4 separate regions of the Homo sapiens genome follow, and regions 2, 3 and 4 are each linked to region 1. A link is a contact called in ENCODE Hi-C or POLR2A ChIA-PET data. All regions are on one chromosome and are shown on one strand. Each heading gives the region's core, a stretch centred on a gene start or an enhancer-like site at or near the end of the contact. The rest is flanking DNA. Distances are from core to core; before and after follow the strand shown. Region 1 holds the start of PUM1 (pumilio RNA binding family member 1). Region 2 holds the start of YTHDF2 (YTH N6-methyladenosine RNA binding protein F2). Region 3 has its middle 10 kb from the start of ATP5IF1. Region 4 holds the start of PHC2-AS1 (PHC2 antisense RNA 1).

Evidence for each region. Hi-C counts contacts between places; a loop is a spot of excess contacts on that map. ChIA-PET counts read pairs that join two places held with the same protein, here RNA polymerase II (POLR2A). Pooled maps may share reads with other maps.
Region 2: a loop to region 1 is called in a map with no recorded cell type, with 10 times the contacts of the local background. The contact joins the promoter of YTHDF2 here to the promoter of PUM1 in region 1. A Hi-C loop is called at or near these places in 1 of 37 single-sample maps with no recorded cell type and 6 of 50 pooled maps. POLR2A ChIA-PET finds 5 or more read pairs at or near these places in 2 of 52 experiments (PC-3 and Panc1).
Region 3: a pooled map shows a loop between it and region 1 (5-fold over the local background). The contact joins the enhancer-like site here to the promoter of PUM1 in region 1. A Hi-C loop is called at or near these places in 3 of 50 pooled maps. POLR2A ChIA-PET finds 5 or more read pairs at or near these places in 2 of 52 experiments (Panc1 and naive thymus-derived CD4-positive, alpha-beta T cell).
Region 4: a map with no recorded cell type shows a loop between it and region 1 (8-fold over the local background). The contact joins the promoter of PHC2-AS1 here to the promoter of PUM1 in region 1. A Hi-C loop is called at or near these places in 1 of 37 single-sample maps with no recorded cell type and 5 of 50 pooled maps.

The regions. Positions count from the first base shown.
Region 1 is chr1:31,062,591-31,066,993 of GRCh38, reverse strand. PUM1 (pumilio RNA binding family member 1) reads left to right here and starts at 1,277. Exons shown (of 22, transcript NM_001020658.2): 1 at 1,277-1,378. RefSeq lists a silencer at 971-1,190 and enhancers at 519-1,433, 1,301-1,620.
Region 2 is chr1:28,734,288-28,738,264 of GRCh38, reverse strand. It overlaps YTHDF2 (YTH N6-methyladenosine RNA binding protein F2), which reads right to left and starts at 1,325. Exons shown (of 5, transcript NM_016258.3): 1 at 1,118-1,325; 2 at 583-607; 3 at 1-6. The coding sequence starts at 1,144. RefSeq lists enhancers at 719-828, 711-1,609, 1,929-1,978, 2,509-3,408.
Region 3 is chr1:28,244,174-28,248,057 of GRCh38, reverse strand. No RefSeq gene overlaps it. Among named protein-coding and RNA genes, the nearest start is that of ATP5IF1, 10 kb to the right of the region's middle. RefSeq lists enhancers at 897-1,066, 1,875-2,374. Within about 2 kb of position 1,502, at least 33 of the 41 ENCODE cell types and tissues checked have a DNase peak (open chromatin) inside an H3K27ac peak, as active enhancers do.
Region 4 is chr1:33,348,401-33,352,847 of GRCh38, reverse strand. It overlaps PHC2-AS1 (PHC2 antisense RNA 1), which reads right to left and starts at 2,496. Exons shown (of 3, transcript NR_125978.1): 1 at 2,401-2,496. All of the region lies in intron 9 of PHC2 (polyhomeotic homolog 2), which reads left to right. RefSeq lists a silencer at 2,788-3,307 and an enhancer at 2,763-3,692.

The DNA.
Region 1 (4,403 bases), core at 28-2,527:
CTGGGACCACAGGCGCCCGCCACCACTCCCGGCTAATTTTTTTGTATTTTTAGTAGAGACGGGGTTTCACCATGTTGGCCAGGATGGTCTTGATCTCTTGACCTCATGATCCACCCGCCTCGGCCTCCCAAAGTGCTGGGATTACAGGCATGAGCCATCGCGCCTGGCCGTGTACTGCAAATATTTTTTATCCATTTGTTCTACTTTGTTGATGGCATCTCTTCTCGTACAGATGTTTATATTTCTTTCAATATTTTCTTTTATGATCTTTTGACTTTGATTCATGAGTATAAACATTTTCCCTCCTCCAATTATAGAGCTTCTCCCCATATCTTCTTCTGGTCTTTTACAGTATTGCGATTTGTCTGTTTTCAATCTATTTTTTTTTTTTTTTTGAGACGGAGCCTCTCCGTGTCGCCCAGGCTCAAGTGCAGTGGCGCGATCTCTGCTCACTGCAAGCTCCGCCTCCCAGGTTCAGGCCATTCTCCTGCCTCAGCCTCCCGAGTAGCTGGGACTACAGGTGCCCGCCACCACGCCCGGCTAATTTTTTTGTATTTTTAGTAGAGACAGGGTTTCACCATGTTAGCCAGGATGGTCTCGATCTCCTGACCTCATGATCCGCCCGCCTCAGCCTCCCAAAGTCCAGGGATTACAGGCGTGAGCCACCGCGCCCGGCCTTCAATCTATTTTGAGTTTAGTTTGAGACAGTAAGACTAAAAGCACTTAACATACATTATTCCACTTAATCCTCCAGGCCATTCTGTTAAGTGGGGGTTATTTTCTTCTTCATTGTACAAATGTGGAAATGGAGGCAGGTCGATTTAAATAAGGCCGCAGAGCTAGAAAGCTGCAGAGAAGGGGTTTGAACCCTGCACCTCTGGGGCCAGGGCAGTGCGGGTGGCCGTCCGCGAACCCTGCTAGCTGTGGTGCTCGGGGGCAAGCTTCCGAGGGCGCGGCGGGCGCGAGGAGCGCGTCCGAGACTCGGTGGAGCGTCACCGGCGCAACCCCGCGTGCCCAGCTCCAGGCCGTGTTCTCCCAGGTGCGGGCCGGCGGGACCCCGCCTTCGGCCCTGGCGGCGCGCGCTCGCCTAGCGGGCGGGCACTCGCGCGCAGCGTTTGTGTTGCCTGCGAGTTTCCCGAGTTCACACAGGCCCTGGGTTGGCATGGCAACCAGGCAACCTGTTCCAGAGCCGCCAGCCTTCTCCGCACATGCCGCTGCCACCGCCGGGGCCGGGGCCGGAGCCTATCCCAGGATGCACCGCGCCAACCCAGTCCCCAGTGGGCCGCCATGTTGTCGGAGTGAAAGGTAAGGGGGAGCGAGAGCGCCAGAGAGAGAAGATCGGGGGGCTGAAATCCATCTTCATCCTACCGCTCCGCCCGTGAGTATCCGCACCCCACCGGCCCCAAACGCTGCTCCGGACCCCTAACGAGCAGATTGTCCCTTCATATTGGTGTTTGAGAGTGGTTGTGGGGGTGAGAAGGGCTTTGGAAAAGCCGCCGGGGCCCTGGCTGAGGCTTCTCACTCGCTGTTCCTCGTACATGTTTTGGAGTCAGCAGCAAGGCCCCTATTGTTATCAAAGGAGGGAGGGGGTGGGGAGCGGGGTCGAAGCTAGGAAAATGCTGGGGGTTTAGGCCCGAGCCCAGGGCGTAGACGTGCCTCTACATTTTTGCCTGGCCCTGTTGGGAACCACCGAAGATTGATGTTGCCATTCGGGTTGCTTTTTTTGATGGGTTTGCGAAGCCCCGAGTCTTCTGTGTGGCCATGAAGTGTAATTCTGTGCCACCCCGATTTCTTCGACTTCTTGAGCTTCCGTGGCAGCGCCGGAGGAGGAGGAACAATAAATCGCTTTAGAAGCAGCCGTGGCCCTTGTCCACAGGCGAGATTCACCGTGGGGGAACTTTGCGAGCCTTAAATGTGGAGAAGTGGCGATCAGGAAGTTTCAGAATGCTTTTTAGGCTCCTGGGTTGCTGTGGCCTTTTGTTTCCGTGTGAGCTTGTGTTTTTGGTGGGTTCTTCCTTTTTGAGCCTCCCGGTGTTGGTGTCTCTCTTCACTCAAAGAGGGGTTCACCCCTTGCTAGTAGGAAAATCTAGATACACAATACTAGTTTTAGTCCTCACAAACATGCTTGGTAAACATAGATCATTTGTTTTACTTGTCAGTACCATTCCCACGTCAAGTGAGGAATACACTCCTGTAACTTTTCCCTCCTATAGCCCCCCCCCCCCCCCCCGCTGAAAAAACAAAGCCAGAAACCCACACACAGCATTACCAGAGAAGGCTTTATTCTCCCGTAACTTAGATTGTTACCTTTTATTGTTCAATTAAGAAAACACTGTTCTCAGCCCTCGATACCATTTTGCTCAATTCCTGTTATTACTGGGATTAATTAAGAATAAGATTTTATGAAGCTTTTCCTGGGTTCTGTTTTAAAGTCAGTTAACTTCTGAAACAATAGGCTTAGCATTTTGTTTCTTGAAAGCACCTAAAAACTTACTAAGACAGGCCCAACCCCAAGAAATGTGGCTTCCGATGCAGTTTTCGTAAGCAAAATAAACATTTTGACCCTTTGCTAATTTTAACTTTATAAAACACTGGGGGGCTGTTGATTCTTTATCTGGGCTCTTGGGAAACGCTCTCCGGATTCTGAACTTTGAGTTAGTGTTTTGCTTTAGCGACAATTGAATTCATTTTGTTCAAGGCCACAGCTTTTTGAAGTTGGAATTTGTTTAGTTTAGGTTTAAAATGAACTGTTTTAAGATAAATTTATGACCACAGAATGTTTGTTAAGTGTGGTAAAAATAAACACCTTTTAAACCACTAAGCATTTTAGTAAAAGGTGAGCCATGGAAATAAAGTAAACCGTGTTCCTTTGAATTCAACTCAATTAGTGATATTTTAAAAAACTTTGTAAACATTTGAAAGCTGTGAAAGAGTAGCTGGACTGAGCACTTCTAGTTGCTTAAAGTACTTATAAGGTGTCATTTGTAAAAAAATCACATTTTAAATGCTACACGTATTAGTGAGCTTTTCTGATATTTAGGATACTGAGTTTTTAATTTTTGTGCCGTATTTGCCAAAATACCACAAAACTACCCAAGATAACATGTTAATTGCTTAGGTATTTGCTCACTTTGAAACTGTTCTGCCAGGTTTTCTCTGGTTTGAGAAACTGCCTTGCCTCTTTAGGTAAAGCAGGAAGTCTTAGGGCATACAGATAGCTTTACAAAAGCCAATTGTTTCGTTTGAACATTTTTATAGGAGTCTTTTCTTTCCCCCATTCCTTTTAGAATGAAGGTGTGTTTAGTGTGCGTCAGTGATAAACTCCTCTTTTATGTGGATATTCTTTGTTAGATAACTTTTTTCTTTTAAAAATTTTTATTTGTATAATTTGTGAGGTACAAGTGTAATTTGTACATGCGTGTATTGCGTAGTGGTGAAGCCAGGGCTTTTTGTGTGTCCATCACTGGAATAACGTACATTGTCCTCCTTAGGTAATCTCTCATTATCCTTCTCTCAGCCTCCTAGATAACTATTTTGAGAAGGCTTTTATTTCAGAAAAGATTGCATTTGCTGTTTTAGGAATTCTGTTAGGGACTGGAGTTGCCTTAACTAGGGGTAACTAAATTCTAAGAGTCTTAAGCACGATGACTTTAAATTTACCAAAAACTTTTATATTTATCTCATTTTCATTAAGAAAAACCCAAAACATTGAGAGTCATAGAGGAAGGATTTCTTTCATTTTCTAGATGAGGAAACAGGTAGTTTTGTTTAGTGAAAGAACTTGGGTTTTGGAACTCTTGGCCTGCTCTAGAACAAAGATTGTTAGGTCGAGATTTCCTTTTAGAACAGAATGGGACTGTCTAGTATTAGTACTAAGAGAGTAATGAATTCTTTAAAAAACCAAGCAGGGAGGCATTAGGCTGGTTTGCACTTTTGAAAGACCGATGGTGAAACCGGGCTATGACTTTTTGGTTTTGGTACTTGAGCAGGGACTAGTGTCTAGGTTAGACTACTCCAGTACCCTGCTAAGGTTCTGATGGATTGGAATTCTTAACCTAGACTAGGCATTTCCAAATTAGGCTTTAAACAAATTACAAATTCCATTGTGTCTTCTTAGGCTGGCTTCAAAAACATGAATTTAGTTGTGAGAAGCAAATGCTACTTTATCAGAAGGTTTATTTATTCAACAGAGAGATAGTAGATTTGTTATTCATGTGTTTTTGAAGCATCACAGTGGGGGTTGGGAGAAGAGATAAAGCATTTGTAGCAGTAGACTGTTAGGCCGATGGCTTTGAAATTAGACCGTGGCTGTGGACAGGTGTGTCCTAATTGGTAACTGATTTATTTACTTTGTAGCTTTTTTTTTTTTTTTTTGAGATGGAGTCTCACTCTGTCGTCCAGGC
Region 2 (3,977 bases), core at 76-2,575, 2.3 Mb after region 1:
TTTGTACTAAAGAAAAAAAAATTCAATTAGGAGTGTCCCAATCCTACAATCTTCCTTTCAAATTAGTTCATATATGCTAACCAGAGAAAAACCTTACTAGTTAACAAAGCACGTAAGATTGAACTTCAAAAGGGTAAGAGATGACAGTGAATGCTGAAGCGACAGTCGCCAGTGAAAATGTCCCCCTCCACCCAGAGCAAGTTGATCTAAAAAGGTCATTTTATTGGCTCCTCTGGATTTCCATTCCCTCCCGCTTCCCCTCCCCCATCACATGAGAGTACTTCCAGAGAGTGATCCACGAGGATGAAAAACAAAGGCCTTCTAAGACCTACAGGAAACTAAGGACCTGGAGCGTTTCAAAACCCAATCCACCCCCACCCTTAATGAATTACTCCTTGTTAGCGAAAAAGCTGTTCGCCAGCTGCAAGAACACACCGAAAGGGTCAAAATACTTAAGTGTGCGGCACCTGCGAACTAAGCGGCTTCCGAAAGGTCCTCCGCCCGGGGCGCTTCCCGGAGACCCCGCCCCCACCGCCCCGCGTCCCCCTCCCGGCTCAGGGCCACCGGCGGAGCGGGACTTACCTTTGTTTCCTTGACCTTTTGGTCTCTGCAGGGGAAGGAAACGTCGCCGAGCAGCAAGTTGTCCAAAGGAGAAATGGAAAAGGAAGAACAAATTAAGGCAGGGCCCGAAGGGAGAATAAAGGAGCAGGCCCGAGGGGAGGCGTCAGGAATGGTAGTGAGGAAGAGGCTGAAAATGGGAGGCGGGGGAAAGCGCCAGGCCCGTGGGGCAGGGGAGAAAACGCGGCAGACGCGCCACCGGCGACGCGAGGAACCCAGGGCTTTAAGGAAGGGGAAGGAAACAAGGAAGGAAAACGAGGCCCGCCGAGAGAAGGGAACGCGGCGCGGCCCGGCCCGTGGGCTCCGAGGCCCGAGGAGAAGCGGGAAGAACAGGCTGAGGGAGAGGCGCCGGGCGCGGCCGGCCTGAGAGGCCCGAAACCTGGCCCGCAAGAGACGACGCCTCGGCTCGGCTCGGCCTGCCCAGGAGCGGCGGGCCCGGGCCTAGTCGGGCTCCTTCTCGCCTCACACAATGGCCGAGGCATGCGGGCCGGGCCTGTACCTGCTCCAAGAGGCTGCTGGCCGACATGGCTCTCAGATCCTCACGGGCGGCGACGGCGGCGAACTCTCCTCAGCGCGGCGGCGGCGGCAGATGAGCCCCGTCTGCGGGAGCAGGCGGAGGCTTTTGTCCCTGACACTCGGGGGCCTCGGCGGACGCAGCGGAGACACAGCGCGCGGCTCAGGCTCCGGCTCCGACTCGGCGACGCTCTAGCCCAAGAGCTCAATGCCCGTCTCTATGCTTTTACGCGCGCGCCCGCCCCCCACCGCCTAAAGCAGAGCGCCGAACAGCGGAGGCGGGCGGCGCGCGCGGCGCGAGCGCTGACTCTCACATTCACTCACCCACGCGGAAGGGGCCCGGCGCGAAGAACCCCGGGAAGGGAGAGGCCGGCCGCTGCGCCCTCTGGCGGATTGGAGGAGCGGAAGCCGTGCTCACGGCCTCCCCGCCCCCACCGCCCCAGGATTAAGGCCTAGGGGGTTTGGGACGACCAGGGTCGCACCACGAGGTTTCGACTAACACCTGGAAAGACTAGCTCTGGCTTCAGAAGAACGACAAAAGCCGGTTTCTCAGTGAGGGAGGGGCCTCCGAAGCCCGCGAGACCTTAAAATGAACCTGCCTTCCAGCTGCAAGTGATACCCCACCCCCATCTGGGAGGTAACCCGACCCCTAGGGAGTCACACAGTCCCCAGGGAAACTTCATGGGGGCCCTGTCCGGGAGTGACCCGCCCCCGCCCCCGCGAGGGGCTTGGTCATCCTCTGTTAGCCGACTACAGAAAGAGTACCCAGAGAGCAAAACACACACCGAAAGAATCCAGTCTCCCGCAAAAGAGATTCACCCCTTAGCATTGCAGGAAGGAGAATCTACAATTTATTTTCGGGGAAATCGCTGGCCCCAAGATAATCTGTTAAATTGTGGACTTTATTTCCAAGAAAAATACACCTCATGCATCTACACAAAACTTTCAAGGAGTCCGGAGAACCTATGAATCTTAAGGACCTCAAGAGGGAAGCAAGGAAATTAACATTATTGAAATACCAGCTGTGGGCCAGGCTTTGTTGTTAGGTATTTTCAAACACATTAAAGTCTTTCGACAACTTCAAAATCGCTATCAGTCTTTCGGTTTTTTACGACTGGAAAAACAGAAAGCTTAAGTAATGTGCCCAAGTTTACAAAACTATTAAATAGCCAGGTGTATCTGACACTAACATAATGGTATCTCTCTACCCCTACGAGACTCTGTATTAGGGAACCAGAATATAGGGGAGATGCAAAGGATGGGCAAAAGTATTTTCAATCAGAAGCAAAGCCAACTCATGCAGGAATATTTGATACTAGGAAAGCCCATCTAATAGCTTTTGTTATTGCAAGTACGTCGTGGTAAACAGGTAACTAATGCACTAATTGTCAACCTCGTACTATCCACACGCTGGATATAGGAGGCTTGGGTGGACTCGGTAAAATAAATAACATGGCATCTTGGATTTAACATCATAATTTGGTCAAAGTGCTCAAAGCACTTTTTTTCTCTGCCCATAATCACATTTATGGTAGGAATGAGTAAGGTCAGGCACCAAAGGTGAAGGACTTTTAATGGAGACAGTAAAATGTCAAGTCTGGGAGCATAGATTCCATCAAGGGAATAGAATAAACCTAGTAATACTTCTTTTTAAAGATACTCGGCTACGGCGGGCGCGGTGGCTCATGTTTGTAATCCCAGCACTTTGGGAGGCCAAGGCGGGCCGGATCATGAGGTCAGAAGATCGAGACCATCCTGGCCAACATGGTGAAATCTCGACTCTACTAAAAATACAAAAATTAGCTGGGCATGGTGCCATGCACCTGTAGTCCCAGCTAATCGGAGGCTGAGGCAGGAGAATCGCTTGAACCCGGGAGGCAGAGGTTGCAGTGAGCCGAGATCACGCCATTACACTCCAGCCTGGGCAACAGAGCGAGACTCGTCTCAAAATAAATAAATAAATAAATAACAAATAATAATAATCAGCCACTTAGCTCCATGGCCCAGATTTATGTATAAACTGTAAGCGGTTGCCTATACTTACCCTTGGAGGCAACATGGCATTGTAAAAACAGCATTAGACGAGAAGTCATATGCTGGGAGACAAAGGGTCTAAATAATGGTTTCCCCACCCAGATGTGCAATACTGGGTAAACAACTAAAACCTTTCTTAGATTCCCTCATTTGATAAAGGGGATGATGGATAATGATACCTACCCAACAGGTTTGTCGTGAAGATAAACTTTAAAAAAAAAAAAAAAAGCCGGGTGCGGTGGCTCACGCCTGTAATCCCAGTATTTTGGGAGGCCGAGGAGGGCAGATCACCCGAGGTCAGGAATTCAAGACTAGCCTGCCCAACACGGTGAAACCACGTCGGTACTAAAAATACAAAAATTAGCTTGAGCGTGGTGGTGGGCCCCTGGAATCCCAGCTACTCGGGAGGCTGAGGCAGGAGAATCACTTGACCACAGGAGGCGGAGCTTGCAGTGAGCCGAGATCGCGCAATTGTACTCCAGCCTGGGTGATAAAGCGAGACTCTGTCTCAAAAAAGTAAATAAAATAAGTAAAATTAAAATTTTTTTAAAAGCTGACATTAAAGCATGTGTGGCACAGTGTAAGTTCATTTCCTATAATCCCATTAAGCGATTTAAGTAAAAATTCTTTCCCTCCAAGAAAGAATGGTGCCAGGAGTTTTTATTAGTTCCTTTGGGATGACTTTCTGTTTGCCAGAAGTTCCCAGTTAAAATGCAAATTATCCTTAGGAAAAGGGTAATCTCTAAACCTGGATTCGTTTACCATGATGGCTTTTAACAGGCCCCTGAAGAAACAGAACCCAGAAGACTGAT
Region 3 (3,884 bases), core at 253-2,752, 2.8 Mb after region 1:
AATCAGGATATCGGAGTTGAAGGTTCCAGTTCCAACCCTTTCTTTGTGAACCTCAGCAAAACACTTCACTTCTCTGAACCCGTTTCCTGTTTTTTTGTTTTTGTTTTTCTTTTATTACGTTTTTGTTTTTCTGAGACAGGTCTCGTTCTGTTGCCCAGGCTGGAGTGCAGTGGCGCGATCATAGCTCACTTAAGTTTGGAGCTCCTGGGTCCTCTCACCTCAGCCTTCCGAGTAGCTGGGTCTACAGGACTGCATGTTAAATGTTAAATGGGGCAATAGTTTACCTCCACCGTTCTATTGTGAGAATGAGAGCTTATGCATGGAAACCCCTTAACAAGGCTTGATGCAGATGAAGTGCTCAATAAACTGTAGATTATCTATATTTTTACTGTTATTTTGAAGGATCTGGCTCAGTGACTGGCTGATAGTGGTGGGTGTTCAAGAAAGGTGCCTACAACCATTAATATTAAAAGTTTGGCGCACATAGCCTGGCATTTAGTTGCAGTTTAATAAACTGTGGCTAGTATTGTTTTTTTGACCCCAGGACGCCCAGTGCGGTTTCAGCGTTAACAACTCCTTAGCGAAAATTGCAGAACAGACTTTTCGCTCAGCAACAGGCTCCTCTTACGTAAACCGCACCGGCCAATGAGCAGGAAGATGGGCGGGGTTTCTTGGCAGCCAATAGTAGCCCGCAGCGGCGCGCAGGATAGGCCCAGGCTGGTTTCCAGGCTGCGTACGGAAACGAATCCCCGGGGCTCTTTGACTGGGGGCGAGTCTTCGAAGTCGCCAGGCTCTGCCTATCAACCGGGTCCTGATTGGTGCAGGCTGTGGCGGTCCGCCCCTGACTCCGTCTAGCCCCGCTCCGCGAGAAGAGGCTGAACTGCCCCATCTGCTTCTAATTTCTTTCTTTCTTTCTTTCTTTCTTTTTTTCCCCTCTTTTCCTTTTCTTCTTTTAAATATACGTTTGGAAATTTGCCGGGCGTGGTGGCGGGCGCCTGTAATCCCAGCTACTCGGGAGGCTGAGGCAGGAGAATCGCTTGAATCCGGGAGACGGAGGTTGCAGTGAGCCGAGAACGCGCCACTACACTCCAGCCTGGACGACGAGAGTGATACTCCGTCTCAGTCAATCAATCAATCAATCAATCGTTTGATTTTCGTTTTATGCTTTTACTTCCAAATTTATATTTATTGCAAAAAATGTGGAATATAACAAAGTGTAAAGGTGAAACTGAAATAACCCGAAATTATATTTCCCCCTCTGTGGTTTTTTTTTTTCCGTCTCTGTGTTTTTCAATGTTTTTCAGGCCTTCTGTCTTGAGCTCGTATTACTGCTGTTCACTGATGTATTGTAAAAGCGTAAAACCGGACGTGACCCAAATGTCTATCAAAGGAGACTGATGAGAGAAATAAACGGATTTGTTCACACAACGGCTTCTACAGCAAAGAAACAGAAGGTAGCTCCAAGTGCTCTGAAATGGAAAGGTATGCAGGATTTCCTGTTAGGTTAAAACAGAACGAAGCAAAAACCGAGGTTGCGCAATGATACATATAGAACAGTCTCATAGTTGTATACATAGTTACACAGAGGAAACAAAGATCTGGAAAGATGTGTAGTTTGCACCTGTTACCATTGGTTAGCTCTGGGGTGGACGGAGAAGGGAGAAGTTTTAAGATTCTTTATATAATACACTTATTTAATATCTATCTATGTGCTAAGTTGTATTACATTTGTTGTTTTTTAAAGAGATCCTTTTAAACAGAGAAGGGAGAACTCCCTCAAATCCCAATTGCACTACAAAGAGAAACCAACATGTTGGTTATTTTTATAGCATATAAGTTTATATACCGTATTAATAATGTATAGCTATATAGCCTGCTTTTTCCACTTAGCACATTTCATAATTTTTGTAATATTAAATATTCCTTAAATATAATTGTTAATGGTTGCAGACTATTCATGTATGCTATAATTTATTAATCCTTATTGAGAACATTTAGGGTTTTCTTCCCAATTTTTCACATATTTCAAGATGAGATAAAACTCTTAAATAATTATATTCCTGATTAATTAAATTCCTAGAAAAATTCGTGAGTTGAAGACTATGAACAAATAAATTTAAGGCTTTTTTTTTTTTAAGAGAGGGAGTATTGCTGTGTTGCCCAGGTTGGTCTCAAACTCCTGGGCTCACATGATCCTCCTGCTTCAGCCTCTGGGGTAGCTGGGACTACAGGCCACTGCACCAGACTTTAACACTCTTGGGCCAGGCACGGTGGCTCATGCCTGTAATCCCAGCACTTTGGGAGGCTGAGGTGGGCGGATCACCTGAGGTCAGGAGTTTGAAACCAGCCTGACCAACATGGGGAAACCCCGTCTCTACTAAAAGTACAAAATTAGCCGGACGTGGTGGCACATGCCTGTAATCCCAGCTACTCGGGAGGCTGAGGCAGGAGAATCGCTTGAACCCGGGAGGCAGAGGTTGCGGTGAGCCGAGATCGCGCCATTGCACTCCAGCCTGGGCAATAAGAGCAAAACTCCATCTCAAAACAAAACAAAACAAAACAAAAAACCCAAAAAACAAAAGACTCTTAATGCTAATTGTAAAACTTTTTTTTTTTTTTTGAGATGGAGTCTCCCTCTGTCGCCCAGGCTGGAGTGCAGTGGGGCTATCTCGGCTCACCACAACCTCCACCTCCCAGGTTCAAGTGATTCTCCTGCCTCAGCCTCTCGAGTAGCTGGGACTACAGGCACGTGCCACTACGCCCGGCTAATTTTTTGTATTTTTAGTAGTGACAGGGTTTCACCGTGTTAGCCAGGATGGTCTTCATCTCCTGACCTCGTGATCTGCCTGCCTCGGCCTCCCAAAGTGCTGGAATTACAGGCGTGAGCCACCACGCCTGGCCGAAACTCTTGAAAGTTTGTTTCTGTGAACATTATTGATGCCTAAGATGGGCCTGTGCTATCCTTGTGGGGGTGTCGGTGTGTGTGAGAACAGAGCTGAGTAATGGCCAAAATCTGGCTGCCAGGATCAGACAGGTGACAAGAGAGGCAAATATAAATAGCTCAGATAAGCAAAGACATCCAAAAATACTCTGACCCAGACACTTCCGGGCACAAAACTCTTTCTGTCTTGCATTGTCCTGGTTGTACTTGGACATGCGATGGGTCAGAATTTGGTTTACTTAATATATATTATTCAGTCTTCTGGGTTTGAAGAATTTACTAAGATTTTAAAATCTCCAATTTATGATTTCCCTTGGAAAACAGGAAGTTCTGGTAACACTGAGACTGCATTCGAGGGTCCCACAAACCAGACTTGGTTTCTCACTTCCCGTAACAGTAACGAATGGAAGACTTGATGATTTACATTACCTGCCTGGCCCCTGTAGCAACTTGAGTTCAAAACTGTTGGACAGGGTCATGATTCCTTAACATGGTATTCAAAGCTTCATGATTGGCTGGGTGCGGTGGCTCACAGTTGTAATCCCACCACTTTGGGAGGCCGAGATGGGTGGACCACTTGAGGTCCAGGTTCGAGACCAGCCTGGCCAACATGGTGAAACCCCGTCTCTACTAAAAATACAAAAAAATTAGCTGGGGTGGTGGCAGATGCCTGTAGTCCCAGCTATTCTGGAGGCTGAGGCAGGAGAATTGCTTGAATCTGGGAGGCGGAGGTGGAAGTGAGCTGAGATTGTGCCACTGCACTCCAGCCTGGGTGACAGGGTGAGACTCTGTCTCAAAAAAAAAAAAGGAAAAAAAAAAAAGCTCCTTGATAGTCTTGTGCTTTCCCCCTTTCATCTTTGTTTCCTTCCACTCTTGCTCACCCTTGCTCACACACACACTTCCTCAAGGTAAAAGTGTAAGGCAGGCAGAATGAGACTTAACA
Region 4 (4,447 bases), core at 1,247-3,746, 2.3 Mb before region 1:
TCTGAAAGGGCAGCGCCATGACTCTGACTCCTACGGTAGTCACTCGCTCACCTTCCTTCATCAGGATGGTGCACGAATGGCCCCCGTGAACTCTCCCACCCTATAGGAATGACACTGTTGTTCACAGAGCACTGTCACCTGAATTCCAGAGAGCTGGGTTTCATTTTTGTTTCTGAGGTTTCGTCTTACCTGGAACTGCTGTCATGCCAGCTCTCCCTAGTCTCAAACTTGTATAATTTATAGTTTGAACCAAAATATAATTGCTTACATCTGTTAAGTGTTACCTTGTAAATTCAGCCCATAGTTCCAGCCTAGCAAGAAAACAGTAATGATTAATAGTTAATATTTACTGAGCCCTCTCTGCTAGACTACACATATTTCCTCATTTAATCCTGACAATAACCCTCTGAGGTAGCAACTTTTATCATCCTCATTTTAAAGGTAAGACCACTGAGGCATAGAAAAAAACAAGTGGTGGGGCAGGAATCTTTTCTATCTGAATTCTGCTATTCATTATACTAACACCTCTGCTTAACTTTGCCACCTGTAAATTATATAGCATGTTTTATTTGCCTTTTACCAATTTGCTAATAGAAGTACCATATGGGACCCCACTGAGTACTCATGCCCTGTCTCCGCAACAGTGGTAATCAACATTTTTTGCTCAAGTGTTTGTAATCCAGAAACCCCTAAATGAACTGACATTTGCCTTTCTCCTCCATAAAGCTCTCAAAATTTTCTTTCTGAAATCTAATCATGGTGATATACAAACAAGCATCCTCCTCTTGAGGTCCTATCTCATGAGAGAAGTAAGCTTTACACAGTGGAAACAACTGTCAACCACCCAAGACTTAAATATCCATTCTGTGTATGTCTTTTTTTTTTTTTTTTTTTTTGAGATGCATTCTTACTCTGTCGCCCAGGCTGGAGTGCAGTGGTGTGATCTCAGCTCACTGCAATCTACACCTCCCGGGTTCAAGTGACTCTCCTGCCTCAGCCTCCCGAGTAGCTGGGATTACAGGTGCACACCACCATGCCCAGCTAATTTTTGTACTTTTAGTAGAGACAGGGTTTCGCCATGTTAGCCAGGCTGGTCTCAAACTCCTGACCTCAGGTGATCTGCCCGCCTCGGCCTCCCAAGTGCTGGGATTACAGGTGTGAGCCACTGCGCCCGGCCCATTCTGTGTATGTGTGAATGCCTGCTCTGTGCAAAGCACTGTGGGAAGGGAGGTAGCACACTGAGAAACACGGTCTGTACCCCACCTCAAGAGCTGAAGGTCTACTTGAAACGATGAAAAATGCACAGGAAAAAAATTACAATAGAAAGTAAAATGCGATAAATGCCATAGATGGATTTGAGGTAAGTCATTTAAAAGCTACAAAACAGGAAAAGTTACTGCCAACTAGAGATGTTCAGGATAGATTTCAGGGAGGACGAGGCATTGTTCTAGAGCAGAGGTTGACAAACTACAGCCCAATGGCCAAAACCATCACATTGCCAGTGTTCGTACAGCTCGCAAGCTAATAATGATTTCTACATTTTAAATTTTTTTTTGAAAAAATCAAAAGAATTCTATTTCATGATACATGAAAATTATCTGAAATTCCAATTCTAGTGCCCATAAATAAAGTTCTATTGGAACACAACCACACTCCTTCACGTACATATTGTCTGTGGTTGCTTTCCTGCGGCAACAGCAGAGATGAGTTGTTGCCACAGACCGTGTGACCTACAAAGTCTAAAATATTTACTCTCTGGTCCCTGGCAGAAAAAGTTTGCCAACTGCTGTTCTTGAGTCTGGACCTTGAAGGATAGGTAGGACCTGGACATGCAAAGTTGAGGAAAGAGCATTCCAGGAAGAACTGGTGGAACTTAAGAGAGGGAGGCAGGAAAGTGTGGGCATGTTAGGGAACAGGAGTTGAGGATACAATCCTGTGTTACCCTAGTTTATAAAACAAAATATAAGTGTAAGAAATGCAGAGGCAGAGGAGAAGGAAATATGAATATTAATGAAAAGGGGGGTTGAAAATTTGAAAAATAGAGGAGAAAGGGAGCTAAGTAAATATTCGGGGAATGTAAAATAAATGTAAACAAAGAAGATGGGATGAGGCCTGAGAGTGGAAAGGGGTGGGGGGAGAAGAAAGGCAGGCAACGAATATGAATACTAAGGAAGGCAAGAAAATGGGACCATGTTGGGAACAGAGGGAAGTCAAGAATGGAGAGAAGTGCCTGGCGTGTGTCCAGCACCTTCCTGCGCCTCGCGCTCCTGAGGGTGGGGACTGTGTCACGCTGCACGTCTCTGTACCCCCGCAGCCCCTCGCGCGCGTGCTGAATGAGTATGCTTCGCCACGACAGCGCAGGTTCACCCGGTGCGCTTGGGGAAGATAACCAACACTTACGGGACTCTGACCGTGTGCCAGGCACGGCGGGCCGCCTGAACCCACTTCCTCAATCAGCCTCAACCGCGAGCCCGAGGCCGCTCACGGAGGTGTGACCGGGGCACTCGGGCCATGACTTCCCTCTGATCCTCGGTTCCCAGTGGGAAGGAGAATGACTTGTAGGGTCGTTGTGAACAATAAGTCGGGGACAGCGCGAGCAGGGTTTGGCACGAACTGAGCTCTCGGTGACTGGTGGTCGTTAGTCTTCTGACTGACCCCCAGGCCCCTCAGGGAGTGAACGGTCCAAGGCGGGAGTCGCGGGCCGCCCCGCCAAGGAGCACTTGCACCGGCTATCAGGGCAGCCTCCTCGTGGCGTGGCGCCCGCCTCCCTAAGCTGAGCCCCGGGCGTCCCTAACCCGCCTTCCGGAGGGCGCGAGGCGGGGCTCGCCGCACAAAGGAAGCGCGCGGCCCGTGTCCGCCCCGCCCCTCCCGCGGCCCCGCCCCTCCCCGCCCCGCTCCCTCGCCCCGCCCCCGGCGGAGGCGGCCGCGGGAGCCGTCCCAGACTCGCCGCATTGTCTCCGCGGCGGCTGCAGCCCTCGAGCGCCCGCCGCGCGCGCGCGCGCAACCCCGGCCGCCGCCCGCGCTCCCGCCCCGGCCTCGCGCCCCCGTCCCGGCCTCGCGCCCCGGCCGCCCTTTGTTGACGCCGGCCAGGCCGGTGCGGTCGGATGCGCCGCGGCAGCCCCGGGCCCCGGCTCGGAGGCTCCCGGCGGAGAGGAGGCGGCCCGCCCGGGCCCGGGACCCCGCGCGAGTCGGCGCCCGGCCGAGGGGCTGCGTAGGCCCCGCCCGGCCAGGCCCAGCCGGGCCCTGGACAGGTCAGTGCCGGGGCGGGGGAGGGGTTCTCGCCAGTAGGGAGGCCGGGGGCCGCGCTCGCCGCACTGGAAGTCGGGCACCGCCCTCGGTGCCCCTAACGGCCCGGGCCTACGCGGCTGCCAGGCCGTGCCAGTCGCGGCTCTCGTCCGCGCGGCGCCTGGGAGGTGCCCTGCTCCCCAGCCTCGCTCGCCTGGGGACCCTGCGCGCCCGTCGCCCCTGGAAGCCGTGTCACCTCGGCGCGCCGCAGCTTCCGCGTCCCCAGGCCCCGCACACCCCACCCCAGCCCCAACCTAGGACCGGCCTCCCCGCCGCTGCGACTTCCCTGGGACGGACGGTGCGTTCGGGGACGAGACTGCTGGCATCTGCCGTACTTTATTGGTGGTGGACTCCCTATCTTGGAGGCGCCTGCGGCTTCGCTGGAGAGTTTTGTTTTTAATCTAGTTCAGTCTCACGAGGTTTTTAATTGGATGGAAAGGGACAAGCTGTTCTGTGTCTTTTCTTCCATTTTTAGAAGAGCGTTTTCTCTCCTTCCTATGCCAAATGAAGGTAGACTATATTTGTTGCTTCTTTACATTAAAATCGGGATTTGTGAGATTCTGTATTTAAACTGAAGTCCACAGACAGGGAAATAATTGGCCCAAGGTCAGGTTGCAAACCAGTGGCGACGCTACCATCTGAACTAAGCCCTGGGCCCCGTGTCGGATACCAGTCAGTGCCCTGCTACTGCCCACCCACCCGTCTTCCATAACCTGAACTGATCTCACCCACATACTTTCGGTTCTGAACAACTTTCCTTTCCTTCCTACTCCATACCTACGATATGTACCTTCATGTGCTGTGTACGGAACACACTCTTTTCATCTTTTTCTTCCCTTACAAATCAATGACAGCCTTCCCCTCGGATATCTCCCGTGTTTGATCTTTAATCCCCTCTCCATTAGCATATTGGGCCCAGAGGATCCCTTGCAAAATAAGCTACCTACCTAAATCCATCATATGTCCCTGATTTTTCTAGGACAGCCCCAATTTAAACTATTCCATCCCATTGTCCATCAGCCTGAGTATCTCCATTTTTGGTTTAAAAAATAATGTCACTTTGTACCACAGCCTACTGACCTGGCCTTTTCCAGCCATTTGGCTCTGGAGCATAACTGGGTAATCCAATTATCATTCACCTGGGATTTTTCTTCCCCGCCTG